2 separate regions of the Mus musculus genome follow, and region 2 is linked to region 1. A link is a contact called in ENCODE Hi-C or POLR2A ChIA-PET data. All regions are on one chromosome and are shown on one strand. Each heading gives the region's core, a stretch centred on a gene start or an enhancer-like site at or near the end of the contact. The rest is flanking DNA. Distances are from core to core; before and after follow the strand shown.

Evidence for each region. Hi-C counts contacts between places; a loop is a spot of excess contacts on that map. ChIA-PET counts read pairs that join two places held with the same protein, here RNA polymerase II (POLR2A).
Region 2: a loop to region 1 is called in a map of left cerebral cortex, with 2.4 times the contacts of the local background. The contact joins the promoter of Stxbp4 here to the promoter of Mmd in region 1. A Hi-C loop is called at or near these places in 1 of 37 maps with a recorded cell type or tissue (left cerebral cortex). POLR2A ChIA-PET finds 5 or more read pairs at or near these places in 1 of 5 experiments (embryonic stem cell).

What each region holds. Positions count from the first base shown.
Region 1 is chr11:90,247,662-90,251,057 of GRCm38, forward strand. Mmd (monocyte to macrophage differentiation-associated) reads left to right here and starts at 1,815. Exons shown (of 7, transcript NM_026178.2): 1 at 1,815-2,074. The coding sequence starts at 2,049.
Region 2 is chr11:90,636,322-90,639,717 of GRCm38, forward strand. It overlaps Stxbp4 (syntaxin binding protein 4), which reads right to left and starts at 1,787. Exons shown (of 18, transcript NM_011505.2): 1 at 1,712-1,787. Cox11 (cytochrome c oxidase assembly protein 11, copper chaperone) reads left to right here and starts at 1,863. Exons shown (of 4, transcript NM_199008.2): 1 at 1,863-2,231. The coding sequence starts at 1,869.

The DNA.
Region 1 (3,396 bases), core at 565-3,064:
CCCCCGCCCCCAAGGAAGTGGGACATTTGTTGTGATTACAGTTCCTATCCCTTAGGTTGTCATTTCATGTGGCTAATTTTCAGTTATCTTTTAGTTAGTACCTTTGTTACTGCCCCTTGATCGTTTATAAGGGGAGTGCCATGTAGTCAATTGGTAGATTTTCAAGCTATGCTAGTTGTCAGGCTTTACTGTGAGTGCAAAAGGAGTCAGGTGTGTGTTTTAAGAATTGTGCTGTTTTAAAACTTAGGGAGAGGCCGTTGGCATACTGACCTGATGGTATCTGGTGCTTCGTGTTAGAGGAAGCTATGTAGGAATCTGTTTTGCATCGGGCAAGTTTCTTTTTCACTCCCTGATCCTCTTTTACATTGATGACTCCCCAACCCCCACTTCTCTACATTTAACATATGAGAGAAAACATTTAACATTTGTATTTCTGAGCCTGGTTTATTTATTTCATTTCATATGATGATATCTAGTTCCATCCATTTCTCTGTTCCCAGAAATGTAGTTACTCGTAACCCCCCCCCCCCCCACACACACACACTGAAGAACAATCCAGTCCTCCTCTATTGGAGCCGATTGTCCTTTTAAACCAAGTGTGCAGCTTTGGAATGGAAAGATCACTCCCGAGTCTTCATTTTTTTCCTTCTGGCTGACTAATTTTCCATGCTGTCTCTAGACACACACACCACATTTTCTTTCTACATCCTTTGGTAGGCACCTACACTAATATAATAACTTGGCTATTGTAAACAGTGCCACCTTTCAAAGCCTTGGCCTCCATACCTGTGAAATGAGTAACATAATTTTGAACCTAAGGATTCCTTCCAAGATCAAAGCAATTGTTGTGGAAAGCACCCCGGGGCACTTAAAGAGAAGGACACTAGAATGGTGGGTGAAACCATTCCCCGGCATCCCCCCATCTTTCATTCGTTTCAAAAAGAGTAAATACTGCTTCGAAGCTGGCCCTAAGTCCCTCAAGAAGGTGAAGTTTGAGGAGTGGGGGATGTGTGTGGGCAGGTTTCCTGGATGGGAGCACACCTGGATTTCAGGAGTGATGCTGACAGGTCCTGCACATGTCAATTCCTTTTTTCCAGTATTCTTCTGAGTGTATTCACTACCTCTTATCTCTTCTCTCCCTAGGATCTGCTCTTCTGGCAAGTCCTTTTAGCTTTACAGAGGTTTAGCAAAAGGGGCCGATTCAAGTCTACTCTTTCCTTGGAAATTTCTTGGGTTAAAAAATAGAAAATAAAATGGAGGACGTAAAAAGATCTCTCCAGAAGAATCCCCCTGGAGAAATTCCAATCTCTTCTTTATAGGACAGCCGTGTTACTAATCCGTCTTTACACAGCGTAAAAGGTGAAGAAATAAATGAAAGGAAGGACGCAGAAATGAATGAAGGCTGGATAAACGATATGGGGCCAAGATTAGAAGGCAGAGATAGATTCTTGCTCGCTGCCACTTCCGGCACAGCTGCTTCTAAGATTGTGGGCCATCTCCTACACACCGTTGTTCCTTCCTCTCTGTTGCAGCTCACACGCTCAAAGCTTTAATGCAGAGCACCGCCCTCCCAGCGCTCCTCCCCTTTCGGCTAGCCACACCCCTCGGCTCTGAGGTTCCGCCCCACCTACCGAGCTTCAAGGGAAATGAATGGCAGCGGAGCCCTGCGCCGCTCCGGACACTGATTGGCCACTGGGCGCGGTGACGCGCAGGTGGCTGCGGGCGCACGCAGCGAGAGCAGCGGGCAGGGGCGGAGCCGGGCTCCGGGGCGGGGCCCAGGCACCCGGGGGCGGAGGAGCCAGGGAGGCGGGAGGCGGGAGGCGCCGGGGCCGTTTAAGCGGCCTCCCTCCCGCCCCCAGGCGCCTGCTCTGGCCCGGGCCCTGTGCTGACCGACCCCCGGTGTGGCCCACTCCGGCCCTGCCCAGTTGCGTGGCTCCCGCCTGGCACGCCAGCGGCCTCGGAGCAGCTCAAGCCCATGAGGCCGGCGCGCCCTGCCGCCGGTGCAAAAGAGACGGAGCTCCCGGCCCCCGCGGTGGAGCGGTGGATCAATGCGGTTCAGGAATCGATTCCAGCGGTGAGAGTTCTGCGGGGAACGTGCTCCGTCCCGGGGGATCCCGAGCCCTGACGAGGACCGGCTCCCGGGAAGACTCGCAGTTCTGCGATCCCCTTCCTCCAGGCAGCTTGGGATCTGTGCCCCGGGACCCCGCATCTGCTTTGCCTCCTCCATCCGCTTGCAAACCTAGCTTGGCCCTTGAGATCCCCATCCAGACACCGCTGCTGCTAGCTTCTAGCAGACTACTCCAGCCTCAGAGCCCCCTCCCCACGACTCCACTCAGGGCCTCCACCCTTATACAAACCCCAACGTGAGGTCTCTTAAGGCTGCTGCAGCACCCTGTGGCGATGTTTGTCTTACAGCGGGTAGGAGGTCTGGCCTGAGCTTTTTGAGGTGTTTTGTCGGTGGTTGGCCCTAGAGACAGGGAAACTGAGGCACGCTTCTCTAGGTCCAGCTTTCCTGATGGTGTCCGGAGGGGTTGTGTGTCTCGGGCTAAGAACCTAATGGTGTGCTATTTGGGGGATTTTTTTTTGGCAGGGGCAAGTTAGCATTCAGGTGGAGAGACATGCCTTTGAGAAACCTGGTTTTAGGAAATAGGGAGAAAGAACGGAGGAGGCGCCACCGGAAGGCGGGTTGTCTGCTCTACACTAAAGAGGTGGTAGGGTAGCCCGACTTGAGGGACATAGTGTGGCCCTTCTCTCCCGGGTGGATTACCTGCGTGGAAGGAATGATGAAGGCTGCCGACCTATTGTTCCCAAAGAAAGCTCTGGGCTTTAATGTTTCTAAGTGGGTGAAAGTTCACCCATGGGGTTTCTGGTAACTCCATCCCTTTGTCTGAGCCTGGCAGCCATACCCATTCCCAGCCCTTCACCACCAACAGGGTAGCCTAGTGTGATGTACCAGAGAATTCAAAAGCAGAAATGCTTAAAATCTTCCGAGCAGGCTATTGAGTTTGAAGTGGTCTTTCTTTTTATTTTAAAATGTAAACACACCATTTAGTTTTCCTTTCCCTTCTTTCCCCTGTTCACTCATTAATGCTTATCTCATTTCTTCCAGTCTCAAAGGGTAAAAGAGCCAACACAACATGCACAGGATGAGGGTGGTCTTTGCGCTCAGTATTGGGGGAGATCGGCTTGAAGATTTGGATTGCTTTCTGAATATTGCTTATTACTTGGTGGCTGGAAGTCTGGCACTATCGTTGGAGGAGAACTACGTCTCTATGTCAAAGGCAGAAAGGAACCTTGGTCTTTCTCGTTTAGAACCACAGTGGATTTAAGAGACTCTGTAACGTGTGTGAACCTCATGTCCTGTGCGTGTGGGTTGTTTGTCTGATTCTTTCCTTT
Region 2 (3,396 bases), core at 537-3,036, 390 kb after region 1:
TCTTCCTGCAGTGTGAATCAAATCATATCCGATCACTCCCATTTTGTCCCTTAGCCATGGCTGAAATAGCTCTGTAGTATCAGGTGTCTGTACCTGCTGTGACCCCATTTCCTTTCACTGTTAACTCTGCTCGCTCTGCACGCTCCACACGGACCCTGGTTTTTTTTGTTGTTGTTTGTCTTTGTTGATATTCAATCCTATCCAACTTATTTCTGTCTCTGGACTTGTGTACGATGTGAGATTTTTGTCTCGTGGGTAGCTCTTTCACAGTTTGGGAGTAGGCTCAAATGTCACCCCCAGGAAGACCTTCTTTTACCTCTTTAGACCTTCTTTTACCCTCCTCATTGTCACTCTCAATGACTTCATGCCATCATCAGCTAGTTTCATAGCAGACACTGTTAGTTGAAATTCCTTTATTTTACATTTATTTTCTGAGTCCTTCAGTAGAGGCTGCAGTCAATAACAAAAGTGATTGTGCCTGACTTAGTTTGGAATGTCCCCAGCAAACTAAAAAGGTGTATGGCTCAGTGAGAGTCAAGGAATACGTGCTGATTGACTGATAGCTCTTCCAGTTTTCGGTTCCAATCCACAATGTGGGGATAGTTAGACCCACAGAGGCCATCAGAAATAAGCTCTAGCTTATGGAGGTGGAAAGGTGGGCACGAGAGAGCTATTGGCTTCTTACAGCTTCTGGAAGAAGGAAAGTCAGTTTTCTTTAATGGTGCAATTGATCACACCGATCACACTCACAGACTAACACATCAATGAGTTAGTTCGCCTTCAGCCTGGACTCTGGATAATAATAATGTGGGGGGGGGGGTAGTTTTGGGAGGAGCCTGGAGTAGGGGATGAATATGACCCAAATACAGAGTAAAATACCCTCAAAGAATTAATAAAACCAAACCATTATTTTGAAAAAGAAATGACCTAACTTTTATAAAATTCTTACTATGCTTCAAGCAATGGCAAAAATCATATTATATTCTTACCCTCCTTGAATTACTGTGATTTCCATTCACGAAATAGGGCCATCAGGTTACGGAGAAGTCATATTAAAATTAAACTTATGCAAGGACAAGACTTGTGTAAATTCATTGATGCTTAACCTCCGAATCTGCTCTCAGTGCTATTTAATATTTATTGGTCCTTGTTTGTGGAACATTTAGAGAACTGAAGAAAGCTTTAGCGTATTTCCCAGGGGTCTGTGCCTGCAAGATGCACGTCTTTATTCCTTCAGTCCCTCCTTTAAAGGCCCTCCTGTCCTGGTCCCTCTATTCTGAACAAACTTGGTTTTTTCGGCGGCTGTCTGACCTAATGGTTTTGCTGGGTAAACAGCAGAGGGGTGATGAGCGCAGTGGGAGACATCTGCCCATGGGGCTGAGAAGATGCACAGGTCGGGGTGTTGGAGAGAAAGGCGGTTCTCATACTAAGTGTTCCAGAAAGAGGGACGTTGGTTTGCCTGCGCTCAGTCAGCGGCGGAAAGCAACGGGGCTGAGCGAACCCCAAGTGAGAGCCCCGCGGCAGAGCTGCCGCTGGGGGCCGCTAGGTCGAGACAAAGGCTGGCGAAGTTTGGGGAGATGGGGATACAAGCCCCAGTGAGGAGCTTGCACGCCGAAGGCCCAAATGCATTTTCTGCAAAGTAAACTAAAGAAGCATCCCAAGGAAACAAAAGTGCGAGGCACAGTCACTTAGCAAGAAAACGCGAACTTACCCTCTTCGGGCCACCCGGCCTCCGTAGCGCCACTGCTAACTGTGGAATCTGGTAGTCAAGGCAGCAGCGGAGGCTCAAGCCGGGTACCGCGAGACTCGCGAGGTCTCGCGAGATCTCGCCAGCGGCCCCGCCAGGCGGGCATTCTTTCCGGGGGGTTATGGGAGGGCTCTGGTGTCCGGGATGGAGGTTGGTGGCTTCGTGTGGCCGGGGCTGGAGGCAGCCCGGGTGGTCAGGGCGGACTGTGGTGAACGCAGAGCTGGTGCTTAGGCCCGGGTGGGATGGGCTCGGAGGCGCGGAGCGGGGTCTGAGACGCCTCGGGACATGGAAGCGCCCGTGCGGGGTCCGGGGGCCCGCGACGCAGCCGCCACGGCGGCCGAGGAGCAGCAACCCTTTCCAGCGCGCGCAGGAGGACGAGTGGCGGCGGCGGAACAAGACGGTGCTCACCTACGTGGCCGCGGCCGCCGTGGGCATGCTGGGGGCCTCCTACGCCGCGGTGCCCCTCTATCGGCTCTACTGCCAGGTAAGGGAGGGGACGAAGCGCGGCACGGATCCCACCTGAGCCATCCCCCTGCCGGGGAGGCCGAGGTCACCCGCCGGAGGGGGGAGGGGGGCGTCGCCTCGGATCCAGACCGGGAAGGACGTGCCCAAGGTCACTAAAAAACCTTGCAAGTGGAAGCCGGTTCCGGTAATGATGGAGCTGGTGCCACCCTTCAAAGGGCTATCAGCACAGCCATTCTGTGAAGCGCGGGGAGAAGGTACCGCTGACACTTGGTGAGTTAGAGCGGCTGTCGCATACCTGGAGGTTCACAGGACACCTCCCCTGCCCCAGATAGTTGTCCAACCTAAAATGCTAATAGTATACAGTGGTGCCGAGACCCACAGAAATGGAATTGACACTCCTGTGTTCAAGCTTTCCTCATTCTAGGTTAGCATCATCAGCCTAGGCTAGTTTAGCATCATCAGGCTAGGCTGGGTTAGCCTGAGGTTTAAAAAAAAAAAAAAAGGAAAAAAACCCTAAAATCAAGTTCCACGTTAAGCACCGATATTTCCAAAAGAATGCCCTGTTACTTGTGGAATCAACGAGTTTTAGAGAAGGAAATAAATAAATAAGGGAAGCCATAGAATGGTCCCTCTTCATGAGCAAATTAAAATGTAACCCAGGAAAACTGTGACAGACTCAGTAATATAGGCTTGAGCCCAGGACATTATTTTTCTGTTTTCTACCTTTTAGTTTAAACACCAAACTTGAGAAACTTCAATAACATGTCCCTAGAATATATAAGGAATTGTTTTGTTATTGAAAGACGGAACACTTAACTTGCTTTTTCTTCAGCGGATTTAAATCCTTTATGAAAAAAAAAATAGTTCATCTTAAAACTGAGTCTCTGAAACAGAATCATATCCTTACCTGTTAACTAAGGTCAAATTTATGATTTCTCTTTTAGGATTAAAGTTTAATTTGACAATATTGAGAGAAATTGAAAAAGCTAAGTAACGTGTGTAACAAGTGAAAGAAAGATAATAAAATATTAATATGGTAGGGTTTTTTTTTTTTTTTTTTTTTTTTTGCATCTTCCTTTAGCCTCATTCGGCTTTTTGTTTTTCTGGTGTAAGAAAGGTGAATTATCTGGCAGTGAGAATTGTGATAACCTCAGGCAGCAGTGTGTACACCTTGGAAGTAACAC